Regions from separate parts of the Mus musculus genome. Here region 1 is linked to region 2. The links are chromatin loops, found by intact Hi-C in ENCODE. Cell type or tissue: gastrocnemius. All regions are shown on one strand. Links, peaks and the distances in the headings refer to the core of each region. The heading gives the core; the rest is flanking DNA. Region 1 overlaps Dguok (deoxyguanosine kinase). Region 2 overlaps Ccdc142 (coiled-coil domain containing 142).

Region 1 (8,215 bases), core at 3,318-5,817, 390 kb before region 2:
GTGGGGGAGTGAGCGAGGTGGGCAGCTGACCAACAGTATTCCAGGCAGAGCAAGTCGGAAGGCCTGGGGATAGAATGGTGTGTTCAGTGAGCAGGAGGGAACCCATTCCAGCCAAAGTAGAGTCACCAAGGAGGGCAGTGGAGGAAATGATCAGGTGGATGAAGGAGGACCGGGTTGTGTAGATCCCAAAGACTATCGTGGGTTGTTTTCTTAATTTTAAATTTTACTCTCTTATATATTATATCCCAACGGCAATTTCCTCCTTCCTCTCCTCCCAGCCTCTCCCTCCACTACCCTCCATCCATTCTTGCGTTTCTCATCAGAAAAGGACAGGCCTCCCATGGATAACACCCTGAGACAGGAAGCCATTCAATGGTTTGAGGTGTTGAGAGATGAAAGCATCTCTGCTCAGTGCATAGGAAGTGGAAGGTTTCAGTTAGGAAGCCATTGCAGTATAACAAGCTAAGCTGGACCCCGGTGAAAGTTAGAGTTTAAGGTAGGCCAGGGGGGCCTGGTGATAGATGAGGTGTGTGTTCTGGAGGAGGCCGTGATAACCTCAGTCATCTTTACTGGAACAGCTTGGAAGACTTAGTTTGGATTGTTTTCTAATGTATATTTGTTTACTTAGTTACTTAGTTATTTTATCATGAGATCTTGTGCATGCTAGCCAAATGTTCTGCCACTGAAGTCCATCCCCCGTCCTTTTTGGGTTTTTTGGTTTGTTTGTTTGTTTGTTTTGTTGTTTAAGTTCTACATCTGGGTGTGAGAATGTGTGTGTGAGTGCAGGGAGAGTTGCAGGTGTTTGTGAGCCACAAATATGGGCACTGGGAACCAAGCTCAGGTCTTCTGGAAGAGCAGGAGACACTCTTAACTGCTAAGCCATCTGCCCAGCCCAGACCATGAGCTTTGCTTTTGTTCTCTTCCCACATCAAACTCTTGCTTACAGAGTCCAGGCTGGCCTCGAACTCCCGATGCAGCTCCAAACTAACCTTTAACATACATCCTCTGCCTCCACCTCCTCCATTCTGGGATTACCGTTGCGCACTAACACACCCAGCTTAGACTGTCTTAAACGGAGAAGTCTGGGAAGAACAGACTGTGTTAGTGGTTTCAAGAGTTGGTTTTAAGCATGATTGGGTTTCAATGTGGCTATGAGATAGCCAAGTAGAATAGAAGTATTGAATAAGCTCGTGGGTATGCGAGTGGAGGATGCATATATGTGTGTGTGTGTGTGTGTGTGTATACACACATACATATATATGTGGTATATATATATGTGGTATTTAAAGCCAGAAGACTATATTGAAGGAAAAGACTGAGGCCCTTGATGTTAAGGCTATTTTTCTTTCTGTGAAAGATTGAAACACATTAGTAGATTTTTTTAAAAAAAATGATCTAGTCAAGAGGGCAAATTAGCTGGGTAGGAGTGTAGTTCTAACACTCATGAAGCAGAGACAGGCAGATTTCTGAGTTTCAGGTCAGCTATGGCTACACAGAGAAACCCTGTCTTTGAAAAAAGAGCGGGGAGAGATAGTGACCAGAGAGAGTTTCTGGAATCTTTTTACAACTGTTATTATATTTATTGGCTCCGTGCACCGTGGCTCCTATACAGAGTACCAGCATTCATCTCTCCCTGCTTCCTTCTTGGGATGCAAAGCTGCCTTACCCTCCTGATGCTGGGAGTTTCCACCAAGATGGACTCAAACTGAGCCAGAAGAAACCCTCCCTCCCAATTGTCTCAGTTGTCAGGTACTTTGCCACCAAGACAAGAAAACTAAGGTAGTGGCAGAACACTGCCTTAGGGAGTTTGCAGAGGAGGATGGCCAGATGCTGGTGAGCCTGTGGATACTGCTTCATCCTGTTGGCAGTAGGTGGCTGCCTGAGCCACTAGAGAGTTGACGTCAGGGTGTGCCGTAACTAGATTCGTGTCTAGAAAGCCACAGGCTACAGTTAAGTGTAAACAAGTGCTTCCTAAAGTGGACACTTTCTATGTCACATGTGTTGCAGTACCCATAATGCTTTGTTTCTAGCTTGTCCAATGGGCAAGTAAATAAATTGGAAAGTTCTAAAGTAAAAAACTAGTTTCCACAGCTGTTGAAGTTGAAGGAGGAGAGATGACACAGGCTTGAATGGAGGGAGAAAGAAGGGACAGTTGAAGGATAGTCAGGAATCGAGATGGCCAGGACTCAGTGACTGCTTGGAGATTAGCAGAGGAGGAGGGTGCTCAGGTTTACAGTTTGCATTCTGACTCAGTAAGCAGGGGATGAAATCAAGGAAGAGATATTCTGGGGAGGTAAAAGGGATACATTTTGTCTGAGAGATCTGCGAGACACATAGAGGAGATCCCGAACTGACTTGACTGGGTACCCAAGTACAGAGAGACTTAAGATGGGACCGAGTCCAGGCATGGAGCTGGTGACAGGTGGGGGTAGGTAAAGCCTTGGAGGTGCTGCAGAGCAACCTGGGAGACTGCATCTGCCTTGGCTCTAGTCCCCAGTTACTTCCCTCAGCACACACTCAGATGGCAGCTCCCACACTGAGTTCCTCATCCTGTGCATCCTGTGTGGGCTGGCAGAGCTTCCTACCCATGACTGTATGCACTTGAGTGTTGCTGACATGTTCAGTACCTTCCCTGGGTCGGAGCCACCAGTGCTCTACTCATCTCTGTGTTGCCCTGCCTTTGTGCTCATGTGACTGCCAGAATCCTGTCCTGGCACATTTATGTGGAAGTTAGTCACTGGCACACAGGAAAGGGAATGGCTTCCGCTGTGATCCTGAAACCAGGCAGTATGGCTGTATGACTGCAGTTCAAAGCTTTTCACCCACAACTGAAAATCCAAACAATAAAGTACCTAGCAGCTCCTTTAGTTCTGTTCATCACTAAGTTGTGTCCCTCACTGCTTCCTGAAGCCCATTACTTTGTGACTACAAACCCCAGTTGAAGTGCAGGTTGCCATATGAGATAGCTGTCAGTGGGTCATCTGACTCCATTCCAGTGTTTCACTTTCACGGACCTACTGTGAGAAGGGGAAACAGTAAGTTCCTCCCATGCTGGAGTCTTGGGTGTAAGGCAGCACAGGGCTCTGCTAAAGGCATATTGATCCTGTATTAGAAAAGTGTCTTATGCACACTGTTGTGTCTTTTCTCTGTGCCAAGCTTTATTTTAAAAAAATGAGCAAAGAACCCTGGTGGGGAACAACCTGTTTCTAATACTGGATCTTGACTTCTCTTGTCTCTGCAAGTCACTTCATTCTTATTCCCCCAGTTCTATTCTTGGTGCCTGGCTAGGCACCCGGCATAGGAAAGGAGAGAGGTGCAGCCTGTCTTCATAGAGCTCGCTCCCAGCCTGCTGCTGAGAGAGCAAACGATTGCAGTCTAACACCTGGGTAAACTAGAGCAGGGAGGGATCACCTCTGCCTAGGGATGGAGTGGAGCTGGACAGACGGCAAGGAGGCTTCAGGGAGTGACAGTGGTCAGGTGAATCAGGACAGCCACAGTGGGGGAGGGGAGCGCCGGCAGGCCCATTCTTGCAGAAAGGCTGAGTTCACCTTATGCTCTGAGCTGTGAGGAACCTTTTTTTTTTTCTTTCTTACAAATAGTTTCCCATGAAAAGAAAGGAAGAAACTAAACAAACTGTATTAAGTTTCTTTCACACTTCTGACTGATTTATTGAGTTTTCTCAGAAGTACTTTCAGGATTAGAACCTTTATGATCCTGGGCTTAGTCTCAAGGTTGCAGAAGGCCCTTGAGGGCAGAACTCAGCCTGCTTCATTGCTTTAGCTACCGTGCCTCTTAGGAGGAGCTCCAAGGGCTTCTCTGCATGAATGGCCGCAGCAGCCGATGCACTCCCTCACATAAGGACTCAGTGTTCTTGGGAAGAATTGTTTTAATATGCCAGGTTTATATTTGCTGCCATTAATTGACTTCAGTTGAATCTTTTCCCCTCACATTTTCCATCTTAGTGAGGAAAAGAAAATGCTGGGCACTTTAATTCTACCTTTAACCCCAGCACTCAGGAACAGAGACAGGCAGATTTCTAAGTTCAAAGCCAGCTTGGTCTACAGGAATAGTTCCAAGACAGCAGGGCTACCCAGAGGAACCACACACACCCCAAAAGGAAAGATAATAGAAAATGCCCAGAGGTAATCATCATATTTTTAAAATCCTGTGAGATGCCAGTATATTACATTTTAGAAAATATGATATCTGCAGCAGTAGGTCTGTTTCTGTCACCACCACATTGCAGTATAGTTAGCTATAACAAGCATGCAGTTTATAGAAAAGTTTGTGCAAAGGAAAAGCCATGGCTTGCAAAGGCAAACAGCTACATCAGGACGGCATCTAGCTTGTGGAATGACTGTCCTAAAGTTTAAAAAACTCACATGTCCTAATAATAGTCCTAATAATAATATACTCTGAGAAAAGTTCTTTCCATATAATCAAACTAGAGTACACCAACAGCCAAGGCTCTAAAGGAAGATTTGATGCACCTTGAGAGGTGGGAAACCAAAGAAAGATAACAGATATAATAACAGGAAGATCTAAGTTATGCTAAGTCCAAGATTTAAAGAAAAAAACTATCTGAAGGGAGGCTGGCTGTAGACATGTGCATTCTTGTCATTAGCAAGCCTCTGTGGCAGTGGAAACCAAACTCCCTGTGAAGCCTCTGAGAACACTTTAAGACTTTTGTCTTTAAAGATTATGTTTTTAATTATGTATGTGCAGGTATGTCTGTGTAGGGCTTCATGCACCTGCATGCAATACCCGCTGAGGCCAGGAGAGGGCGTCCAATTCCCTGGAACTGGAAATACAGACTGTTGTGAGCTGTCCAGTGTAGGTGCTAAGAACTGAACTCAGGTCCTCTGGAATAGTAGCTATCACAACACTGGGAAGTTACACCATCTCTGGATTTTATTTAAATATATAACCTTACATTATTGAAGTGATTATTCCACGTGTGTGTGTGTGTGTGTGTGTGTGTGTGTGTGTGTGTGTGTGTGGTGCCAGTTACAGCTCAGTTCTCATGGCATTTACTCACCTCTATGTGGGTGAGCATCCATTCAGGAAATGCTACCCTAGAATGAATTACTCAGGCTATTCCAGCCCTAGTAAAATGCATAGCGCAGCTCTCAGAACCTTCCATCACTGTTTACTGTCTTTCTGTGCTGACGTTGGCTTCGATTACTATGCTTGCTTTCTAGAATCCTTGGAATTGGTGGGAGCTGTACACAGAAGTGATTGTTCCAGTAATTGGAACTGTAGGTTCCCATTGTATTTGTAAGCACCCCAGGTTGAGTGTGTAACTGGTATCATTCGAATGCTCAGAGTTCTGATGCCCTGAGATGGACTGATACTGCCTGGTGCCAGCTAGGAAGCTGGTGCCCCTAACCTGCAGACCCTTCCAGCTTCCACTTTGAAAGATGCAAGCAGGTCTAATGGTCATCAGAGCACTGCCTTCATCTCTTTGTTTTATTTATTCACTGTTTGGGACAGTCTCACTGTGAAGCTGGGCTATCTTGCAGCACGCTGTGTAGCCCAGCCTGTTGTCCATCTTTCCATAGTTCTGCTCTCCTCTTGACCTCCCAGTTGCAGAGCTTGTAGGCATAGCCACAATGCCTTGCCTTTTCATAGTACTTGAATTAGTTTCCAGGACCTGGCAAGATGGCTCAGTGGGTAAAGGCATTTGCTGCCAAACCCAAGGACGTGAATTTGTCCCCAGAGATTCAATGGTGTAAGGAGAGACACCACTTCTACAAGTTGTCCTCTGTCCTCTGTGTCATGGCACACGGAGTAAATAAATACTATTTTAACTGCTTAAATAACTTTTTACCCTAAGCATAAGAACTGTCTCTCAGACTTACTGAACCTAACCTCTAGGTATTAGCCTCCCAGGCCATATATTTTAAGCTGGGGTATACTCAGCACAAGCAGGTTTGAGAGTTGGTAATTCACCAATGCAGTAGGAATTAGGAGCTAACTAGAGAAGTCACTGACACGTAAGGTGAGATGTCGGATTTGGGAAAGGAAGGACTAAGCCACTGGCCTGGAGCTTTGACGGAAGGGAAGACATTTACTCTCCTCTGTGTGGGAAGCGCAGAGGCAGAGCAAGATGAACAAGCACAAAGTTGGTGGAGGTGGGACAGAAAAGCGTGACTGTGCATAACTGTCCTCCTGTGCTCTGAGAAGTGGGGTGCTGTATGATGAAGGACACAGATTGCTGTGTGGGCTCCTGGCTGGGACGTGGGGCTCCTGAGCTCTCACGCTCTTTCTTGGTTCCATTTGCTTCCCCGCAGAGGGTAGAACTCACTCGAGAAGGAACACTTCTGATAAAGAAGATGGAGCTTTAGAGCTCCTCCGAAGGCATTTTCTTTCTCTCTTTGAACGAGAGGGTCTTAGTACATAGCCTTGGCTGGCCCAGAACTCAGTAGACCAGGTAACCTCCAACTCAGATGCCTGACTCTGCCTTCCTCTCCCAGGTGCTGGGGTCAGAGGCACGAACCACCACGTTCAGACTGGTCTCTTTTTGGAGGGAACTGAAATGAATGTTTTGTTTGTTACTGGGTTTGGTTTTCTGTCCTAGCAAAGCCCCATCCTCGACATAGAGAAACAGTTGTCATTATAGTGATGCAGCTGTATCTAGAACATCAGAGAGAATTAGCTTGCCCAGTTGAGAGGTATCAGTGTCGGCAACAGCTTCACACAAGAGGGCCATGTGAGCAAAGCCTGCAAGGTTGAGTTAGGAGCTGACTAGGTGTGGAGAGGGTTCAGAGGTCCAGTCCATTATCATCAAGGCAGGAACACGGCAGTGACCAGGCAGGCATGGTGCAGGAGGAGCTGAGAGTTCTATATCTTCATGTAAAGGCTGCTAATGGGAGACTGGCTTCCAGGCAGCTAGGACAAGGGTGTTAAAGCGTACACCCACAGTGACACACTTACTTCATCAAGGCCACACCTCCTAATAGTGCCATTCCCTGGCGCAAGCACATACAAACCTTCCCAGTGTCTTACTATGTATCCAAGCTGGCTTCATATTCACTGTCTAGCCACCACTGGCCTCAAATTCATGAACTTCTCCAGCATTCATGAGTGCTGGGGTTGCAGAGGTGTAGCAGTCCTTTCAGGATTTTAAGCTGTGCTTCTCATGCAGTGCAGGTGCAGTGTGGAGGAGGTCCTGAGTGTGGAGGTGCAAACATGGAAAGGACAGACCAGGAACAGTTAGAAGCACAGGCAAAAGGCCTTGAGGCCTCTGGAGGTCTGACAACAGTGGGTGTTACCATCCTCTAGGTCTAGAGGCTGGGACGCTCCACCTGGTGGGTCAGATAGCATTTATTTGGGGAATACACTGACTCTGAGCTGTGCATGGGATGTCCAGAAGGGTCTGCCCACCAGGAGCTTAGGACAGATGGACCAGATGGAGTTGTAAATGGAAATAGATCATCTTAGCCTTGTGGGCTAGGTTGGTTCCACCTCCTTGCTATCACCCCGATTAAGCCACAAATAACTTCTTGCTGTTATGCTGATTTCACTTTGGCCCATTTTTACATAGCTCTTGGCACAGTCTTTAAAAGCTGAGGAGGAGTCAGAGGAATGGGTTCAATTCCCAGCACCCCCACGTCGCCCCACGTCGACTCCCAGTCATCCAGAACCCAGGACCCGGGGGTCTGACACGGGTGGTGCGCGGGTCACAGGCACACAGGCCAAGACACTCGTACACGGAGTAAAACTAAATAGAAAGCTGAGAAGGAATCTCGTCATTTCCCTGCCGAAACCCATCGCTTCTGATGTACCTCTGCCCGAGAGGTCAAATCTGCGAGTCCCTGTGGCGCTGCACGGCACTGCTGTCTGCCTGGCCGCCCCAATATTCACCACTCTTCTCCCGCACTCAGTACTACAGCTGCCAGCTGCTTCTGGGGCTGCGGCCATTCTCGTGCTTGCCTCTCCCTGGCCTAGGTCCATGCTGCTCCACGTGTGGGTTATCTTTCCCCCACCCTCAGCCTGACTGACTGCTCAGGGCTTCCTTTGGGGCTTCCTCAGACATTTCTTCAAAGGAGCTTTTCCCAGCCCCGTGAGCTGCATCTGAAGCATCCCGTGTTTTCCATTCTCAGCACGGCAGGATTTATCAGTAACTCCCCGTGTGCTTGGTTAGCGCCCGCCCTTCACCCAGTCCTCTGAGGATAAAATTCATTCAGTGCTTTATCACTCCCATACACCAGGG
Region 2 (8,215 bases), core at 2,653-5,152:
TATATGCCTGTAACCACAGCACTTGGGGGATGGAGATAGGGGATTCTGGGTGCTTGCTGGCTAGGCTAGCTGAAAAGAGTAAGGTCAGGTTCAGTGAGACATTTTATCTGGAAACAAGACAAAACAAAACAATAACAAAAATCCAAAACAGATGGAACATGGTAAAGGAAAATACACAACCTTTGGCTTCCACATTTGCAAACACAGGCATGTGCACCTACATACATATACATACACAAAAAGAAAACAATGATACCGTAACCCAGTGTACACACACACACACATATGCTAGAGTGTCTTTATTTATAAAATATACAGTCATTTATTCAAAACTAAAACTTCTTAAAAGAATACTCTTGTGGCTGTAGTAAGAATGTTGGTTTCTTTAGAAATTCAGTTATGTTTTAGTGCCAGGTGTGGGGTAAGAAGCTGTGTCCCAGCCGGTGATTATGAACTGCCTTGTGCACTAGCAGGGGTGTGATTTTTACCTGCTGCAGAGAGATTAATTCTGGGGACTCTGGAGAGGGCCTGCTGCAGCTGCTGATCCCTCTTGCTGCGGCTGCATTTGCTGGATATTCTGATGATGAAGACTGGACTTGCCCCAAGGAACCCAAGGACCCTAATCAGCAGGAAGTAGCCTATAGAGGTCTATATCCCCTCCCCCTCTAATCTTCTCTCCTACATAATGCTGGGGTGTCAGAAGGGATTAGGGTGAAGAAAGGTTGGAAGGGAGGTAGAGGTATAAAAACTAAAAGTTAAAAAAAAAATAACACATGGCATGCATGGATAACTTTTTTTGTACGACTTTTTTTTCTGATTTTTAATGTGCATTCATTGGTGTCTTGCCTACATGCATGTCTGTGAGAGGGTGTCAGATGCCCTAGAACTGGAGTTACAGTTGTGAACTGCTATGTGAGTACTGGAGATTGAACCCTGGTCATCTGGAAGAGTAGCTAGTGCTCTTAAACACTAAGCTACTCCTCTGGCCTCGAATGGATAACTTTTTATGCCATTTGATCCTCTAAAATGACTTCATGGTCACATTAATGGATGTTAACCAAAAACTATTTCCGGACTGTGGGAAGTAAGCCATTATTACCCATGTGAAGGATGAGATTTCATAGCAGCTAAAATGATAAGGGAAAATGACACCAGGCAGGAGAATAAAAGTGGTACAGGAAATGAGTGAGAATGGAAGGGTCTCGATAAGTAGACCAGGCTGGCCTCCTGAGTAGCCTGGATAGTGTGTGCCAATAGACGGGGCTGGCTCCTCTCTTTCCCCTCAGTGCAGACAGACTGGTTGGATCTACGGAGAAAGGGAAGGGATAGGAGAGGAAACACTACATTTCTAGCCTAGAAGGCTGAGCAGGAAGTCAGAAGAGCCAAGTGACCGTTCCACTTGAAGGAAAGAATGTTGGTGGCATATGGGGGAAATTGGCAGTAGCTAATCATAGAAGATGGGGTTAGAACCAAATAAAAAGGTAGGGTTTAAATCCTGAGTAGTTGAAATTATGACAGAATGGGTGGTTCCATGAGAGTGAATGAAGAGTAGACAACACTACTAAGGAAGATGAGTACTGTAGGCTGAGGGTGGTGGCTGTCTAGAATCCCAGCACTGAGGAGCCTGAAGCAGAAAAATGCTTTCACATTTCTAGGCCACCTTGGTCTTCTTACTAAGTTTCAGGTTAGCTCATGGTAAGACCCTCTCTCAAAATCCAAGTAAACAACCTGAGAAAAATAGCATTCATTTGGCAATAAATATTTAATTAAAATGTACTTGGTTGACAGATCCAAATAAAGTTAAACACTGAGAAAGAAAAATTCCAATTTGTCGGGGCCCTTCACCACCCAAACTTACTTATCTTGCCCCAGAAGCCCTGTTGTTAGTGTTCTTGCTCCGTATCATGAGCTCCATGCAGCATTTTGAGTGATTAAAGCCCAGGTCTTCTCAGACCACTCACTGTCTTTAGATTCAAGCTAACATTTGGTTGTTGGACTCTTCTGCCATATCAGCGGCGGGTACTCGTACCCGGGGCGACCTTGTCTGCGCCCGGTGCAGATGCTGCCGCGGCGTTCCTGTCCCGGATGTGGGAGGCCAAGGCACTTAACATTTCCTGAGTGGTGAGGTGGGCACCGCGCATAATCAGCCGATACCCATCTCCTGGGGGAGATGCAAACCGATGAGTTAGGGACCCTGACTATGCAGGGCTATGGCGGCGATCTGCCCTCGCCCACCCGCGTCCCTACCAGGTTTACCGAACAACACGTCCACGCAGGGCTCAGAGCCGTCGTGCCTCACGTCGGCGATCACAGAGCAGTTGAGGTTGGTGGCGCGGACTTTCTCGCTGCTCACCGTCTGGAGGAAGGTCCTGCGGCCGGAGGGCAGCGTGAGCGCGTCCGGGGGACCAGGGAGCCGGGACGAGGGTGCGCGCGCACGCGTGGGGAACACGGACGCCTCCCACCTCCCCAGAACCCGTACCTCGTGGACTCCACGTTCTTCTCAAACGGGCAGAACTGAACTCGAACCAGCTTGACCGGCCGTAGTCCGAGCCGAGCCAAAGCCGCCGCCATGGTTACCTCCACCCCGGAAGGAGTAGCACTGGGGATCGGTTTATTGGAACGGACCGCTTCCGGCGGCTCCGCGGTACTTCGCGCGGCTGACCTCCGGGGCCACCCGCGAATACTTCAGCCATTAGCAGTGTTCTGTGCCACACAGCATAAGCAGTGAATGTGCAAAATCCCCTTCGCAGGAAAACGTCCTTCAGCCCTCTCCCTCGGGGTCCTGCCTGCGAGATCTAGGTCAGCACCACCCCACATCCTGGCTCCTTCCTTGGAAAGGATGTCACTGCGGGGACTGTCCACCCAGCAGAAGGCAAGCCCTGCCCCTGTAGCAACAGCCAAGGCTTAAATGTCCAGGCCCTACAGCCTAATGACTAGAAACAGAGACGGGGAAGGGGTAAGACTGCCCTCCACGTGTAGAAATGTCTGCTTTGTCTGTGTTTCCTCATGAATCAGTTTTCGCTTTGCTCCTGGGATTCGAGAGAAAGCAAGGTTTGCCTGTCTCCTGAGCGCTAGCCCTGTAGACCCCTTCTAGTTTTAGCTCCAAGATGTCTTCATTGTTTCCGACATCCAGATTTCAGGCTGTAGTTTGCCTATTACTCTGGATTGCAGATCCTAGGATGATCTGGGGGTTCAATTCTGGACTCTAGTTTATGAACATGTTTTATCAAGCACCCAGGTTTAAGCTTCTCTAGCATACAGTTCCTTGTCTGGGGCATGATCTGCAACCCCTGGTCCTAGTCAACTTAGGGTTCAGGACTTGTCCTCAGGCAAGAAAAAAAAGGCAGGTGCCAACGTGGGTGTTGGTGCAGCCTCAGGGCAAGCCAGGCTTGCTGGTTTCCCACCAGGTAAGCCTCAGGACTAGGTCCTGGTCCTCCCCCTCCCCCTCCTCCTCGTCCTCCTCCCCCCAGGGTGCTTAGCAGGTGAGTGTTCTGGGCAGGGGAGACTCCAAGACGAAGAGGGGGTGCCAAGTTTTCCAGGCTGTTGAGGCTGCTGGTGGGCAGTTCAGTGGTCTGGACCTCATAACAGAGACCTGGGAAGGCAGGAGTGGACGGCAGGTTGGTGGGGAATGCTGACGCCAAAGCAATGGTGAGATTGGGTGTGGGTGTTCGAAAGCACCCCTGGAAGGGCTTAGAAAAGCCTGGGGTTGAGGAGTGGTGATAACTCACAGCAACGGGGAGGTCTTCTGTGGACTGGATTCTTGGGCAGGGGTTGCTGCAGGAGACACAGCAGGGCCCCATCTAGCTGCTGGAAGATGCTGAGTGAGAGCAGAGTCTGGCGAAGCTCCTGCGACAGGCCCCACTGCTCTTGTTCCAGAACCTCCCTGACCACTCCGAAGTCTTGCTTGAGCTGCAGCGCCCCCTGCAGGCTAGATGTCCAGGTACAATGTGGCCACCAGACACTTCTGCCTCCCCAGACTGCTCTGCCCAAATGGTCTCCATTTTCCCTGTTTGGCATTCTTCCTCTGCCACTAGCATCTTTCCTTCATACCTGAACCGGATCCCATGGGTGAGGATGTGGTCAAGCCAGGCGCCCAGTGTGGCTGTCAGTGCCTGGCCGAGGGCAGGGGCTTGGGCTTCAGGTGGCAATCCCTGAAGTCCTTGCAACACAGGCTCCAACACAGAGTAGACCACTATCCGAGCGTACTCACTAGGGTCACTGGGAGGTTCTGGAGTGAGACAAGAGAAAAGACAGATGGAGAGACTGCAGAAGTCCAGTGGGCTCCAGAGGGAAGGAAGGGCACAAAGGGTAAGGACAAAGATGTTGACAGTGGTGTGGAGCCACAACTGGGGAGGGCTTGGACCATTTATACCAGGAACCCGAAGGAGAAAGGTGGAAGTGAGAGATTACCAAGACAGTGGGCTGGGGGTTGTAGCTCACTCAGCAAGGCTTGCTCGTCTAGCTTGTGTGAAATCTTGTGTTTCATTTCCAGCACCAGGAAGAAAGAAAAATTACCAGGACACAATCGAAGTCTCCAGTATCGACCCCTCGGCATGTGGAGCTTGAAGCCTTGTGTGGCTTGTTTATGGCATTCTTGGACAAACAGACCCAGTGATTCTTTGGGCAGGAGCTGTATGGGGAGGAAGAAAGTAAGAAGGGCTAGTCTATTAGACTGGGAATGGTGTTTCTCTCTCTGAGGTCTCAGTGTGGGCATCTGTAAAACCCTGATGCCTCACTGTGGGAGCATGGGCATTTTCTAAGGAGGTCTGGACCTAAACCATGCACAGTACCTAGGATTAGAGGTTTCCTTAGTAATCAAAGGCACATGACAAGTCAGGCGTGTTGGGCATGCGGCTAGACTCCCAGCATTTGGAAAGTAGAATCAGAGTATTAGAAGCTCAATGGCCAGGGGATGGAGAGATGGCTCAGTGACTGAATGAATGCTCCTCTAGAGTCTTGAGTTCAATTCCTAGAAACCACATGGTGGGTCATAACCATCTGTAATGAAATCCGATGCCCTCTTCTGATGTGTCTGAAGACTGCTACAGTGTACTTGCATATATAAATCTTTTTTTAAAAAATGGGGTGGGAAGAAGATGGTGATAACAAGGTTGTGTTGTTTAGATTTTTTTGTTTGTTTGTTTTTTTGTTTTTTCCAGACAAGGTTTCTCTGTATAGCCCTGGTTGTCCTGGAACTCACTTTGTAGACCAGGCTGGCCTCAAACTCAGAAATCTGCCTGCCTCTGCCTCCCAAGTGCTGGGATTAAAGGCGTGCGCCACCACGCCCGGCTTTAGATTTTTGGAGAATCTAAAAAAATGGGGCATTTGGCAGAAGTTCTGTGACCTGAGCATAGTGGCACATGCCTGTGACCCCAGGGCTGGGAATGCTGAAGCAGGAGGATGACAAGTTCCATGAGGCCAGCTTGAGCTGACTCTTACATTAGAGTCAAGAAAGGAAAAGGATGGGGGAATAAAAAACAAAAGAAAATGGAAAAAGACGTGGATATATGATCCCCGGAACCTAAGGAAAGGGAGGTTCTGCGGCATGGGGGAGAGGAAGAAACCACTGGGTCCCTGGCACATCAGACATGTGTGTGCCTCTGTTCTCCCTTCTCTCCAGCACAGAATTTCCCCACTCCCATCTGTCTAGCCCAAACTAGCCTTGAAATTTCCATGTAGTCCAGGCTGGCCTCAAACTCAAATCCTGTTTCAGCCTCCTCAGTACTGGGATTAAAGGTATACACTAGCACCCCTGGCCCTGCCTCCAACAATGTAATGCTAACTGGCTACTCTGCCAAGCTCCACACCATTTCCTGACACACACAGTCCTGAATACAAACAGGAGGGGAGAGGGAGGGAGGGAGGACTGGACTCACAAAGAGAGCATATGAGCTTTTGTTCCCCAGGAAGGCTGTCTGGGGAGCCTGCTTCTGCTACTCAGAGGCTGCCCAGCCAGCAGTTAAGCCTCAGGTACTGGTCCTCCTCTGGGCTTCCATAACCATCTATGTGAAGCTCTTCTCATTAGGAGGCTACGCTAGGGCATGATGTTAAAGAGAAAACAGTAAGAATGGAAGAAATCCCAAACAGTTGCTGGACTAGAAGTCTCAGATTCAGGAGACCAAAGGTGGGAGTTCACAGCAGTTAAGATGCTTGGTAAGCAGAGAAGCAGAGCAAAGGGGCAGGGGCCAACCTGAGCTCTGCAGACACACCAGGAGCAGAGGGCCAACCTGAGCTCTGCAGACACACCAGGAGCAGAGGGCCAACCTGAGCTCTGCAGACACACCAGGAGGACAGGGCCAACCTGAGCTCTGCATCCACACTAGGAGCAGAAGGCCAACCTGAGCTCTGCAGACACACCAGGAGGACAGGGCCAACCTGAGCTCTGCAGACACACCAGGAGCAGAGGGCCAACCTGAGCTCTGCATCCACACTAGGAGCAGAGGGCCAACCTGAGCTCTGCAGACACACCAGGAGCAGAGGGCCAACCTGAGCTCTGCAGACATACCAGGAGCAGAGGGCCAACCTGAGCTCTGCAGACACACCAGGAGGACAGGGCCAACCTGAGCTCTGCATCCACACTAGGAGCAGAGGGCCAACCTGAGCTCTGCAGACACACCAGGAGGACAGGGCCAACCTGAGCTCTGCAGACACACCAGGAGGACAGGGCCAACCTGAGCTCTGCAGACACACCAGGACAGGGCCAACCTGAGCTCTGCAGACACACCAGGACAGGGCCAACCTGAGCTCTGCAGACACACCAGGAGGACAGGGCCAACTTGAGCCCTGCAAACACACCAGGAGAACACAAACATAACCTTATATTTTGCAACAGGAAGCAGTGGTGTGCAAAATGGGACAGATAAAGACAGAAGTAATAGCTCTGTCCATAAACCTAGAAGAAAATCATGGGGGACATAGCTTGGTGTCACGGATCTTACCTGGCATACATGAGGCCCTGACATAATCCAGAGAAAGGGCGAGAAGAAACAGCCAACCCAGAGGGGAGTGGAGCTGTTCTGCTGATCTCCCCATTAGAGGGCTTAAAAATACTTTTAACTTCATTCTCTCTCTCTCTCTCTCTCTCTCTCTCGTGTGTGTGTGTGTGTGTGTGTGTGTGCTGGCATGCTCACATATGCAGTGTGTGTGTGTGTGTGCTGGCATGCTCACATATGCAGTGTGTGTGTGTGTGTGTGTGTGTGTGTGTATGTGCTGGCATGCTCACATATGCAGCAGAGACAACTTGCCGTCATTAGTTCTATCTTTACCCCATATGGGTCTGGGGTTGTCAGACTTGGCATTAAGCACCTATAACTAACGAATCATCTTGCTGCCTCCTTCTGCTCCCCTTCCCACTCGTGATTGGAATCAAAGAAAAGTTCGATGATGCATGATCAGCAGTGCTTGTTGCTTAGCTACAGCCCCAGCTTGCATTTCACCCTTTAAATATAGACATGTGCTACTTTAGTAAAACTATAAAGCAAGCCAGATGCAAGGGCATATGCCACTAATCTCAGATTCAAGAAGCAGAGGCAAGCAAATGTATGTATATGTATACATACACATACTATATATATAGTGTGTGTATATGTGTGTGTATGTATATATATAGTATATGTATATATATACAATAATATATACAAATGTCACTTTTAAAGAGAATAATGAATTAAACACTACTAGGAAAAGTAAAAGACATAATTATGCAGTCGCTAATGAAATAAGTCTAAACAATGATGTCATTGGCTAACACTATTAGGGAGTAGCAAGGGAGTATGAATCATAACTGACCATGAGTTGATTACTATTATGACCATATTTGAATTTTTTTCCATAGTAAAGAACAAGAAGCCAACAGAGAAAACTTTAGCAGAGACTAAGGAGATTGGAGATCGCAAGGTCCCCAGCCCTGTTCTCTAGGCACACACTTACGCTGCCACTCTCAGGTCTCTGCACTCACCTGCATCTTTTCAGTCAAATTGTGGATCTCTAGGCCCAGCTGCTGCTCCACCTCCAGAGTGAGCGCTGCTTCGGAGGCCAGGCTGGACAGCGCCTCCACCGCAGACAGAAGAGGCTGTGGGCAGAAACAGAGAGGGAGGGCTCAGCTCAGGCCACTGAGGGAGGCTGCTCCCTCCCAGCTCTGGGCCACTCACAGGCAGATCCTTCTGGAGCAGGAGCAAGAAGGAACCGGGGTCCCACGCTGCCAGGTGCTGCTGAG

The links. Hi-C counts contacts between places; a loop is a spot of excess contacts. Peaks named below come from ENCODE experiments on the same cell type or tissue, not always from the same donor. Only the 100,000 strongest peaks of a DNase experiment are listed, where the experiment ranks them.
Region 1: a loop joins it to region 2, with 2.6 times the contacts of the local background. A loop is called at or near these places in 2 of 42 quality-filtered maps.

Annotation. Positions count from the first base shown.
Region 1 is chr6:83,497,224-83,505,438 of GRCm38, reverse strand. The region is part of intron 1 of Dguok (deoxyguanosine kinase); the gene reads left to right. Among named protein-coding and RNA genes, the nearest start is that of Dguok, 5.6 kb to the left of the region's middle. In gastrocnemius, for the core only: a CTCF peak has its summit at 4,772 (motif pointing right); no DNase peak of the experiment used is centred there; H3K4me3 peaks cover 244 bases; H3K27ac peaks cover 1,212 bases.
Region 2 is chr6:83,103,468-83,111,682 of GRCm38, reverse strand. It overlaps Ccdc142 (coiled-coil domain containing 142), which reads right to left. Exons shown (of 9, transcript NM_001081266.1): 4 at 8,151-8,215; 5 at 7,958-8,071; 6 at 4,516-4,630; 7 at 4,051-4,228; 8 at 3,729-3,928; 9 at 2,562-3,592. The coding sequence ends at 3,306. Mrpl53 (mitochondrial ribosomal protein L53) reads right to left here and starts at 2,575. Exons shown (of 3, transcript NM_026744.3): 1 at 2,480-2,575; 2 at 2,257-2,369; 3 at 1,751-2,161. The coding sequence starts at 2,571. The coding sequence ends at 2,010. In gastrocnemius, for the core only: a CTCF peak has its summit at 3,923 (motif pointing left); DNase peaks (open chromatin) are centred at 3,497 and 3,909; H3K4me3 peaks cover 1,211 bases; H3K27ac peaks cover 1,296 bases.